Linked DNA regions of Homo sapiens: regions 1, 2 and 3 are each linked to region 4. A link is a contact called in ENCODE Hi-C data. All regions are on one chromosome and are shown on one strand. Each heading gives the region's core, a stretch centred on a gene start or an enhancer-like site at or near the end of the contact. The rest is flanking DNA. Distances are from core to core; before and after follow the strand shown. Region 1 holds the start of BTF3-DT (BTF3 divergent transcript). Region 2 holds the start of SSBP2 (single stranded DNA binding protein 2). Region 3 holds the start of CKMT2-AS1 (CKMT2 antisense RNA 1). Region 4 holds the start of AP3B1 (adaptor related protein complex 3 subunit beta 1).

Evidence for each region. Hi-C counts contacts between places; a loop is a spot of excess contacts on that map. Pooled maps may share reads with other maps.
Region 1: a loop to region 4 is called in a map of CD8-positive, alpha-beta T cell, with 6 times the contacts of the local background. The contact joins the promoter of BTF3-DT here to the promoter of AP3B1 in region 4. A Hi-C loop is called at or near these places in 2 of 168 maps with a recorded cell type or tissue (CD8-positive, alpha-beta T cell and naive thymus-derived CD4-positive, alpha-beta T cell) and 6 of 50 pooled maps.
Region 2: a loop to region 4 is called in a map of CD8-positive, alpha-beta T cell, with 9 times the contacts of the local background. The contact joins the promoter of SSBP2 here to the promoter of AP3B1 in region 4. A Hi-C loop is called at or near these places in 1 of 168 maps with a recorded cell type or tissue (CD8-positive, alpha-beta T cell), 2 of 37 single-sample maps with no recorded cell type and 14 of 50 pooled maps.
Region 3: a loop to region 4 is called in a map of CD8-positive, alpha-beta T cell, with 9 times the contacts of the local background. The contact joins the promoter of CKMT2-AS1 here to the promoter of AP3B1 in region 4. A Hi-C loop is called at or near these places in 2 of 168 maps with a recorded cell type or tissue (CD8-positive, alpha-beta T cell and naive thymus-derived CD4-positive, alpha-beta T cell) and 7 of 50 pooled maps.

The regions. Positions count from the first base shown.
Region 1 is chr5:73,496,946-73,499,645 of GRCh38, reverse strand. It overlaps BTF3-DT (BTF3 divergent transcript), which reads left to right and starts at 1,326. Exons shown (of 1, transcript NR_186388.1): 1 at 1,326-2,093. BTF3 (basic transcription factor 3) reads right to left here and starts at 1,204. Exons shown (of 6, transcript NM_001037637.2): 1 at 847-1,204; 2 at 444-512. The coding sequence starts at 978. RefSeq lists a silencer at 720-769 and enhancers at 406-1,216, 980-1,279, 1,310-1,369.
Region 2 is chr5:81,749,839-81,752,538 of GRCh38, reverse strand. SSBP2 (single stranded DNA binding protein 2) reads left to right here and starts at 1,442. Exons shown (of 17, transcript NM_001256732.3): 1 at 1,442-1,558. The coding sequence starts at 1,497. RefSeq lists silencers at 541-890, 1,161-1,490, 1,661-1,710, 2,151-2,200, 2,421-2,580.
Region 3 is chr5:81,300,316-81,303,015 of GRCh38, reverse strand. CKMT2-AS1 (CKMT2 antisense RNA 1) reads left to right here and starts at 1,447. Exons shown (of 2, transcript NR_034123.1): 1 at 1,447-1,729. It overlaps ZCCHC9 (zinc finger CCHC-type containing 9), which reads right to left and starts at 1,429. Exons shown (of 6, transcript NM_001131035.2): 1 at 1,318-1,429. RefSeq lists enhancers at 121-910, 918-1,097, 1,248-1,347, 911-1,700.
Region 4 is chr5:78,293,389-78,296,088 of GRCh38, reverse strand. It overlaps AP3B1 (adaptor related protein complex 3 subunit beta 1), which reads left to right and starts at 1,391. Exons shown (of 27, transcript NM_003664.5): 1 at 1,391-1,637. The coding sequence starts at 1,510. RefSeq lists enhancers at 131-180, 555-1,128.

The DNA of each region.
Region 1 (2,700 bases), core at 77-2,576, 4.8 Mb after region 4:
ATACCCTTGAAATATGCAACTACCCTAAAGAATATTTAGTTCAGAAAGCAGTACAGAAAGGTCTCAATTTACAAGAGAGACAAACAAGCACTGACTTTAGAAAACTCAGGCCAAAACAAGTCAAGGGTATGATGTGCACAACGATCTAACTGAAATGACACATTTTCCTTACTAATTAAATTAGGAAACACTTTTGTGTTCTACTTACACTCTGTAACACTGAAAACACAAACATGTTTACACAAAGGCGATGTTTTTAGCTCGTCTCACTGATGTGTCTCCAACCCTCGTCTCCCCCGCTCCTCGAGATTTGCTAGCTCCGTGAATTTCCCTCGATAGGCAAAGTTTGTCACCGATAATATAAGAAGCGCAAAAGGAATATGTTTTTTAAAATACCTAAACCTTAAAAAAAAAACCCACAAACCCGAACTATTAAAACTTACTTTCCCACCAATGCGCACTTGTGCCTGCAGTTTGGCGAGTTTTTCCTGGTTCATGATTGTTTCTTTCATCTAGAAAAAGAGGAAATCCTCAGCAAGGATAGGTTTAGCTCACTCTAGCATTCCATGCTCGTTATTTCCCAAGATACCAGCAGGAAAATAAACGTCCTACACAGGCCGAAACCTGGATCCCAAATCCACCCCGCAAAGCTCCAAATTTGGGTTTCCAGGGAGCCCAAAGAGCACCCGCCTCCCCACCACTCCCCCACAGCTCCCCGCTCTTGGCAGGCCCGGATGAAAGGCTCTACCCCACGCCTGGCCAGCACCCCCCACCCCTGGCCCTGGCCTGGCCTCGGCCTAGCCAGGGCCTGCCCGGCCCGGCCACTCTCCGCAAGCCTCGCGGTACCTGAGGCTCCTGTCCTCGGGTTCCGCCGCGAGGTGGAGGTTGAGACAGCGTCGCCTCGCCCCCAGGGCAGCCGCCCCTGGCTCGACCTCGCCCCCGAGAGTCAGCCTGAGCGGGTGCGCCTGTCCGTCGCATCGCCTTCCTCTCCTCCTCTGCCCTGTCCCTCCCTGTCTCGCTCCTTCAGGGAACTTCCCGCCCCCGCTCCCGTCCTCCTACCACGCCGCCGTCCAGAGCCTTTTTGTACCTTGTCGGAGCGAATAAGGGGCCGCGCGGGGGACTAGGGTTGGTGCTCAAGGGGTCTCGGGTGGACCACCTGAGATTAGGCGCACACACGCGGGGACGCAAGATGGCAGCTAAAGGGAGGCCGGAAGTGACACAAGGCCACTTCCTTCAAGAGTCAGGAAACTGACTTCGCCGCGAACTCGGTTCCTCCCTGCGCACGCGCGACAGCGTTTGTGATGGTCCAGCGAGTCCCTATTCTCCTCCTCCTGCTCCAGCGGCTGCCGGCTGTAGGCCCTACGAGAGACTGCTGGCTTGGGGCGCAGCCCGTACCTCTGGGAGAGGCCACAAAGGGGTCGGAGAGCGCGGTCCTGTGCACAGTTAGGGTTAAGTCCGCTCAGTCTCCATTGGGCCCTGATCCTGAAGTTCTGTGCCCTCCGAAGAAAGGGCCTATTCACGTTTCCTGGAGACGCCGGAGGTGCCCAGCTTGTGCTCACCACTCAAGCAGCTCTCCCCTTGCTGGAGGTGTGGGTTGGAGAATTGCAGAATTTCCCTCTCGGCCCGAATGAGCCATTACCAAAGCATTTTGTCAAAAATAGTGAAGTTAGTTTGGCCTTCCAAGGTTAGGTGGTGTGGTAGATTGCGGGACCGAGGTTCAGAATTTCTGGGGGCTGTATCCCCGAGCCCCACTCCTCAGAATGCAACTCTGTACGACGAAGGAACTGGGTAATCCGCATTTCAGCCAATTTAGCAGATGACTAACCACCTTAAAACGGTCCACACAATTATCTTGTTTATCAGGCAAAAAAATTGACTCCTAGGTACCGAATTGGCATGGATTTGACAATTAGCGATTCACGGTTAAGCAGACTTTATCTATCTTAATCCAATCAAAGGAGAATTTCTGCCTGCTGTGTTTGGAGAGACAACGCGTGGATGTGAGTTAAACTTTGTTAAACCCAGGACAAGCTTTAAGATAAAACGACTGATATTTAAAATGGCAATTTAAATAAAAATGTTCTCTGATCAGCCTTTTTGTGGTCTTAACCATGAAATGTCTTTGCATATTCAAAAGTGAGTCCGAAATCTTAGAATGCAATGTGTGTAGCAAGAAAACTTGTTCAAGTGCAGACCCCTCTCCAGTTAAGATCAATGTTTAAACTTTTTGAATACTTTTTACATATAAGTTTGTTGCAACTGATGTCTCAAGAACATAACTGGTGAGGACAGCTGTATTGCCTTTTAGAATAATTGTTACAGTTATATTTACAAAAAACAATGTTGCTTCAGTTAAATATGAGTGAAGTTTTAGTACAGGTAAGGGTGTTTGTAGTTAGGCTTATGTGGGTTACCTTCCTAATGACAAAGGCCAAAATGGCAGTACCAACATTATGCTGTGCTCTGGAGATATTACAAAATATATAGAAAGACTCCCCCTTTTGGAAGAAATGTGTATCTTTGTCCAGGAACAGTTTTTTTCCTCTCCTCCATGTTATATTGGAGGCATTTGAAACTTCCTAGTCACGTGATGTTTTCTGAGCTTTTATAGAGACAAGATTGTATGTATGTAACCTGCCACCTTTTTTTTCTTTTTCTTTGCCTTCCCTCTCCTCTGCCCTTTTAATACACCTGTTTTCA
Region 2 (2,700 bases), core at 193-2,692, 3.5 Mb before region 4:
TAAATGCTTAAAGCTGTGTGTGTGTGGAATAGAACGGTACCTTCCTCCACGCGAATCCGATTTCCCTCTCCTCCCATAGCTACTTCTTGTCTATTCATCCTTTCCAGATGTCGCCCTGTCCCACCCCATCTGTCCCCTTCTTCCCCGTGTGAAGCCCATCTTCTTTCTAACCCCATTTGCACCCGTCTGATTTTACAGTCAAGGACTTCAATAAGATAAATGATGCAGAGTTCTACTGGGAACCAGATTGTGTGTGTTTCTGAAACTTTTGCGCGTTTACTGAAATGGGATTAGGGATTTGGATACAGAAACATTCTCGGGCAGCCTTTCAGCCCTGGCACAGCTTTGTACACCTTGGAGCGCGCTGGGGCCTATTCTAACGGGCAAGGACAGGGAAGTCTTTCAAGACCTTTTCTGGCCTTTTCCACTCCAGGGGTCAGGATGAATAGGCATCACTGACCCAAACTGTTAAACCAGGCCGGGTGGGGAAGCCTGGGGCCCTCTTCTGCGGCAGATCTGGCGGGGTGTCCAGGGCGCCGCGGGGCTCCGTGCAAGAAGGGGTTGGGGCAGGGGCCGCTGCGGCCGCAGGAGTCACCGGGCCTCCTCGGGAGGTCCGCTCACCTCTTACAGAGGAGGCCGACCCCAGGCCGGGTGCTCCCCTGGGGCGCAGGGCGCGGCCCCGGGCGCCGCCACCGCAGCGGCGCCGAGGGCCGGAGGTGCAGCCTTTCCCCAGGAGAGAAGGCGAGTCGCTGTCGGTCGCTCAGCCAGAAGGTCGAGGGAACCGCGCGGGTGTCCCTCGCCAGCCGGCCCTCTGGGAACAGGGCGGGGGCGACACCCCAGGGAGTAGGGCTGAGGACCGCAAAAATCAATCGTGGGTACCGGCGCGGGGTCACGCATAGGAGAGGAGCGGGAGAGGGGCTGGTGGGGGCCCCAGGGCGGCTGAGGCCGTGGCTCTGTCGTGGACTCGGCGGGCGCCCCGAAGTCTGGGGCCGCCACGGCTCCAGCTCCGCCGGCTCCGGCCGGAGACTCCAGGCCGCAGTTTCTCCTCCTCCCGGCGCCTTCTCTCCAGTGAGGAGCTGAGCGCGGGCGGCGCGGGGGGAGGGGTGGCGGCGGAGAGAACAGCCAGTTGTTTAAAATCCTTCTAGAGCAGTTTCTAATTCCCCCCTTGCGCCCGGGTTCGGAGGGGGGAGGGGGAAGGAGAGCGGGTGGAGGGAGGAGAGCGGAGAGGGAAGGCGGGAGGGAGGGAGTCGGGGAGGGAGGGAAGGAGGGAGGAGACTGCCGCTGAGGCTTAGCCGCCACCGCGCGCTTCGGAAGGCCAGAGGGAGGGGGAGGCCTGTCAGTCTCGCGCGTTGCCTGGGCGAAGGGGGCGGAGCTTTGGCGTGGGGCGGCCAATAGTGGGGGTGGCTGCGTGGGTCGCCATGGGGACGGGGCTGTTCCCGGGGAGGCTGTGATGGGTTGACAGGTGCGTGACAGTGGGAGCTGCTCTCGGCACAAGCATGTACGGCAAAGGCAAGAGTAACAGCAGCGCCGTCCCGTCCGACAGCCAGGCCCGGGAGAAGTAAGTGTCTCCGCTTCTCACCCACCTCCGCCTTCACACGCGCGCACACTCACGCACGCACTCGCACACTCTGGGAGACACAGACACTCTCCGCCCGGGGAGCGCCGGGGGTGGGCTGGCAGGGGGAGGGGTGCCGCGATGGGGGCGTGTGGTGCGGGGAGCTGCGCTTTCCCGGGAGGTGCGGGCGCTGGGCGGGCGGCCGCAGGGGGCTGTCGGCGGGAGGGACCGGGTGTGTTGAGGGGCGGCGGTGGTGCTGGTGGCGAGGATGGAAACTTGTTTGGGTGATTGAGGGAAATAACCCGCGGGTTCACCTTCCAAAGTAACTTTAGAGCTGGGGTCCGGGGCTCCGGGGACCTGGGGAGCCGCCGGGGGTGGCGGGAGGGGCAGCTGCGTGGAGGAAGGCGCGCAGTGGGAATGTGGGTGTTTGGCGGGCCGGCCGGGGTCGGGGCCGGGGTCGGGGCGGGCAGCGCGGGGAGCGCGGCGGCGGGGGCCTGGGCGCTGGGGCTTAGGGCCGCGAGCGCGGGGCGAGGCGAGGCGAGGGCGGCGGTGCCGGGCGCGCGGCGGGCGGAAGCCGGGCGTGGAGCGGCCGAGCGGGGCCCCGCGGGGCGCGGAGACGCGCGCGGGGCGCGGAGGGCGTGTGCGGGTTGGGCGTCCGGGCTTTCCTGGGCCAGCTACGGACGCGGCGCCCGCAGTCCCCCGCGCATCGCGGGGCTGGGGCTGGGGCTGGGGCGGGGGCGGGGGCGGGTGGGCGCCGGAGACGCCGCCGAAGTTTGGGAGTCGGAGAGGGACCGAGTTCCCGGGGAGCTAAAGTGTGTTGGCGAGGAGCGGGATCCGCTGGAGGAGGCTGGCGTTTCTGCCTCTCGCAGCGGACCCAACTCCGCGGCGGCGGCTGGCGAACTTTTTGTGAGGCTGGCAGCCCCCGAGCGGCGGGAGGGGCGGGCCCGGCGGGGCGGTGGTCGGGGGCGCGCGGAGGGGAGTTGTGGGAGCCGCCGGGGGCGCCCGAGGAGGGCAGCTGTGGCGGGGAGGGCCAGTGGTCCGAAAAGGGGTTTGTGGGAGGGGAGAAGCGTTCAGGTGGGAAGGAGCCGCTTGGTTACAGTTGTGGGGAGATACAGGTGTTAACTTCGGTGGGAGCCCAAGAGGCG
Region 3 (2,700 bases), core at 198-2,697, 3.0 Mb before region 4:
CTCAAAAAAAAAAAAAAAAGGTCAAGGAGTTAAAATTAATTTAAAAGTTTATAAAGTTAAAAAAGCACAGTAAGCTAAGGTTATTACCTTATTTTTAATAAACTTAGACTAAGCATACCGCATTTATAAAGTCTACAGTAGTGTACAGTAATACCCTAAATAATATCGTAGGCCTTCACACTCACATACCACTCACTGACTCACTTAATAGCTACCGACAGCCCTGCAAGCTCCATGCGTAAGTGCCCTATTCAGCTGTACCATGTTTTCTTTTACACTATATTTTTACAGTATCTTTTCTGTGTTTAGATACACACCATCCTTTTACAACTGCCTACAGTATTTAGTAGTTATACTGTACAGGTCTGTAGACTAGGAGTAACAGGCTATCCCATACGGCCCAGCTGTGTAGGTTTGTGCAAGTACACTATGATGTTCACACAACCACGAAACGGCCCAACCATTTCTCATAACTATACCAGTTCTTAAGGGGAGCATGGCTGTATTAAGCCACCACCTTTTTTGTTGTTGTTGTGGTCGTTGTTGAGACGGAGTCTCACTCTGTAGCCCAACCTGGAGTGCAGTGGGCGATCTTGGCTCACTGCAACCTCTGCCGCCAGGGCTCAAGCGATTCTCGGGCCTCAGCCTCCCGAATAGCTGGGATTACAGGCGCGTGCCACCACGCCCAGCTAATTTTTTGTATTTTAGTAGAGAAGGGGTTTCACCATGTTGCCCAGGGTGGTCTCGAACTCCTGAGCTCAGGAGATCTGCCCGCCTCGACCTCCCAAAGTGCTGGGATTACAGGCGTGAGCCACCGCGCCCGGCCTAAATTATCACCTTTTAAGACCAGCATCCCTGGCAACCCCCCAAGTCTCAGCTCCTAGTAACAGAAAGACCCCTTCCACAGAAGCTGAAGGGTGGACCCAATGAATTGGTGTGAGAAACTCCATGCCACTTTACCAGCGCACTCTTCGCTGAAGTTTATGCGACTGTCATAGTGGGGACCGAAGCTGTTCAAAAGGAAGTAGATTATCCTTCCCCTACGTACGTGGGAAGGGGGAGGCTCTGGGTTATCAAGAGGGTGAAGTGGGAGAGCCAAGCGGCCCACCCACAGGCGGATTCCAGGGCGGCTGGACGCACAGCCCCCAGCAGCCGGAGCCCAACAGCTGAGGTCGCCGCCCCTAGACAGCCCGCGCTCCAGCCAGCTCAGGGACCCAGCGGCTAAGCCTTCTGTCCTCCCAGCTTCCCACGCAAGTTCCGCCAGGCCAGAGGGAACGAACGACGAGACCCTGCAGCTTTGGTGGCTGAGAACCTCACCTCACCGCGCTACCGCGCAGCTTCTTACCGCGCACGAATCCCCCAGAGCAGCCGAGTTGGCGAGCCGGGGAAGACCGCCCTCCTGCGGTATTGGAGACCGGAAGCACATAGTGCCCGAGAGCGCGTCACTTCCGGCGTCACAGACGGTCTTTACAAGCGACTCGTGGGCGTCAATACTGGGCTGAGTTTGTGGCGCGCTTAGTGATGGGATGGCCCTGTGCAGGACGCCGACACGAAAAGATGAAGAGTTCAATCCGTGCTGTCTGAACTCACAGTGTAGCAGGCGAGATAGACGGGAAGATCGGTAGGGTGGGAGATGCCGGAAAGGCTTCCCGTGAGACTGGATAAGAAATCAAAAATCTGGTGAAATTGCCGGCAAGAGGGAGTTAAGGACATTCCAGGCAGAGGCAAGGTAAAGGCGCGGTGGGAGTGGGTCACTGTGATAAAAGTCTGAAAAGGACATTTGGGGGCTCTCTTGGGTGAGAGGCAGTGCCTCATGTCCCCCCTTCAGTGCTCGTTGAGCATTCAATTAAAATGTTAACACTTTGTAGCCAAACAAGTTCTCTTTTTAAGAGGAAAACCCTGGATTTCCAAACGGCTCATTTTCTGTAGCTTCTTGCAAATGGATACCACCACCAGCTGTGCCTAGTGAAAAAATGCAATTTACCAGGACCACTACTCTCAACAGTTTGCTCAATCCATTTAACCTTTTGAATATTTGTCCACTTCTTTTTATCTCTGTTGGCACCTCCTCCCTTGTCCCATATTGTACCTGTAGTTCTACAACTGGTCTGGGGATTCATTCTGCCCCAACTCCCTGAAATCCATTTTCCGTGTCGTAGGAACGGAACTTTTGAAAATGTAAATCATTACATTTAAAGCAGTACTGCTGTACTGCTTTAAACTCTCCCTTCGCTTCCCATTGTTTTAGGATGAAATTCGAACTCCTTATGAAGTCCCTGCCTACTTCCCTAGCCTCACCTTGCTCAGTCTCTCCTTTGAGCTCCGTGCATAGGATCATTTTTTCAATTTCTCAAATGCCGTGTGTACCTTGCCATCTCCAGGCCTTTACATTTGCTAGTCTCTTTGTATGGTACTCCTTTTCTTCTTCCAGTTACTTTCTACTCACCCTTCAAGGCTTTAAGTATTTTATTCTCAAGAAAGCCTTCCAGCCCCCTACCCCCATACTAGACCAATCCCCTACTGTGTGCTCACGGCAGTCTATACTTTCTTATGACACGGTTCACATTTGTAATTACACAATAATTGTGTAAGTTTATTGTATCCTCATTGCCTGGTACATCCTTGGTGCTCACTGCGTATTTGTTTTTTTGTTTTGTTTTGTTTTGTTTTTTGAGAAGGAGTTTGGCTCTTGTCGCCCAG
Region 4 (2,700 bases), core at 142-2,641:
GTATTCTAACAGCTGAATTAAAAACCTGCCAATATTTGACCAGACGATCAAGTTTGGAGGACGTCCCTTCCTCTCCCACCCAGAGCCACGCTCTTGCGTGCTTCCACAGTGACAGTGTGACCTTTTGAAATTTGGAGATCATACTCTCATCCTTGAAAACGCCCCACCGCCTTCCCTGGGGCGGCCGGCCTCCAGGTTCGCGTTCTACCTGGTAGAATCCCTTGACAGTTTCAGTACCTGGCCGCCAGGGCTTTGGGTGTTAATGCCTTCCTTGGACGGGAGGCACTGGGGAGAAGAGAGGGAAGGCGCTGAAACCCACCTGAGAAGGCGGGCTGGGGGAAGGCACCCCGGGAAAGAGGTTTTCTCGGGTGCCAGCACCCGGAGAGAGCTACTCTGGGGCCAGGCAAGCATCCCGCCTAGGCTCCCTAGTGCATATTAGTGAGTAACACGACTGGCGCGCGAGGTGGTCCATTTTATTTTTGGTAGCTAGACGCCAATAGGACGCACCACTTCAGCTCCAAACGGGAACTGGTGGCCCCAAGATGTTTTCTTTTCTTTTTCATTTTTTTGAGACAGGGTCTCGCTCTGTCGCCCAGGCTGGAATGCAGTGGAGAGATCTCAACTCATCGCTACCCCCTCCTTCTGGGTTCGAGTGATCCTCCCACCTCAGCCTCAGTAGCTGGGACCACAGACACGCGCCACCACGCCGGCTAATTTTTATATTTTTTGCAGAGAAAGGGTCTCGCTATGTTGCCTAGGCTGGTCTCGAACTCCTGGCCTCAAGTGATCCACCCGCCTCGGCCTCCCAAAGTGCTGGAATTACTGGCGTGAGCCACCGCGCCCGGTCTGCCCCCAAGACTTTCATTGAAAAGATGGAATGGTCGCTTCTGTGCGGATCCTCCAAACCATCGTTGGGAGAGGCCTCCTTAAAGTCTAGGAGAAAAGTTGTTTGGGACCGATATGAAAGTAAGGCAAAGCCGGATGGAAGAGAGTAGCCGAAACAAGCAAGAAAAGGAAAAGCGATCGTGATGGGTTTAGGAAAGGTGATCTGGCGTGCTAAATGGCATTTCCGGAGAAATCTGAAAACTATTGCTTTACTGAAGTATAGCAAAGAGCTGTCCGGGCTCTGGAAACTCCTTAACGGATCAAAACGGATGCAATGGGTATCCTTCTCCAAAGACACACCTCAAACGGGCCGGGAGCCGGGCAGTTAGCCACCCGCTGCCTCCCCTTCCGCAGTCCGGCTCGCAGCCGCTCAGCTACCTCTAAAGCCCGGAGCAGGAAAGTCCGCGCAGGCCTGGATGGCCCGGGTGGTAATCTAGCAGGCCTGCACACTGCGCATGCGCAGGGGGTGGACTGCCAGGTCGGCTCAGGGAGCCGTGACGAGTCCGGAAGCGCCTGCGCGCGCTCCTCCGTACGAGAACTAGTTTTGTTCCGTGCCCTCTGGACTGGAACCTTTTGGAGAGAACCCCCGGCAGGACCAACCCCGCACCCGCCAGCACCGCGGCAATGTCCAGCAATAGTTTTCCTTACAATGAGCAGTCCGGAGGAGGGGAGGCGACGGAGCTGGGTCAGGAGGCGACCTCAACCATTTCCCCCTCGGGGGCCTTCGGCCTCTTTAGCAGCGATTTGAAGAAGTGAGGAGAAAGGTTTGGGTTGCGGGGATGGGAGGGAGGAGCTGCGGACTCGGAGGAGTGGGCGCCAGGGTGGGCTTCCTGGAGAGGAGCGGGGTCGCCCTGAGGTCTGAGCAGGGCAGGGCGGTAACGTGTCCCGCGGGTGGGTAGGTGGGGTTGGTTGGCGGTGGTGGGAGTTGTGGGAGTTTGGGGCGAATGTGTGTAGGGGTCTCTAGTAGTTTTCAAACTTTAGTGAAAAGGAAACCACTTGGTGAGCTTAGATCCCACCCCTGAAGACACTGATTGAATTGGACTTGGGCTGGGCTCAGGAGTCTGAATTTTGAGCATCGTCTTCTAGTTTATTTACCGTTCGCCGGATCAGACTTTAATACATTCCCTGATTAGGGTGAAAGGAGTGTTTTGGTGAAGGTGAGAGTGCGAGTGTTGCTTGTGGGAAGTTATTTTGTGACCCCGGAGTGTAGGAGCAGAGAGGTGGATTTAGGCTGTTTGAATGGACAAACTGGTTTACACCAGTATTAATGTTCTTGGATTATGTCCTTTGCACTACAGACAAAAACACCAATCCAAAATAAGCATATGAATAGAAAATATTTTAAAAGAGTGTTACTGTGAACAAATCCAAAACTTTTACAGATTAATAATGTGAATTTTAAAAACGAATGTTAAACAAGGTACACTTAGTTTTGTAAAAAGTATCACCGAGAAATGGAAAGAAATCCCAAGTTGTTTGTTTTGGGGGGTGGGTTGGTGGTAGTGGTTACATTTACCAGAATTATCATTTTTACATTTCTCTTATTTTAAATCTTTCATTACTAAGCAATAGGGTCACATAATAGTCTGTCACTAAATTCATGCTAAATTAAGGTAGAATAGCTGTGCTAGTAGCTTTGCAGATCTGTTAGAGGGTATAATTAAAATTTAAATTAAACGTTACTAACAATATTGGGTAGTCTAGAAAGTGCTACTACTTCAAATTGGGATTACATTTTGGCTGTATTGAGGATCAAAATCATATATATAGCATGTAAGATACAATCTTTTCCTTTTTCCCAAGGTTAGAAAAGTT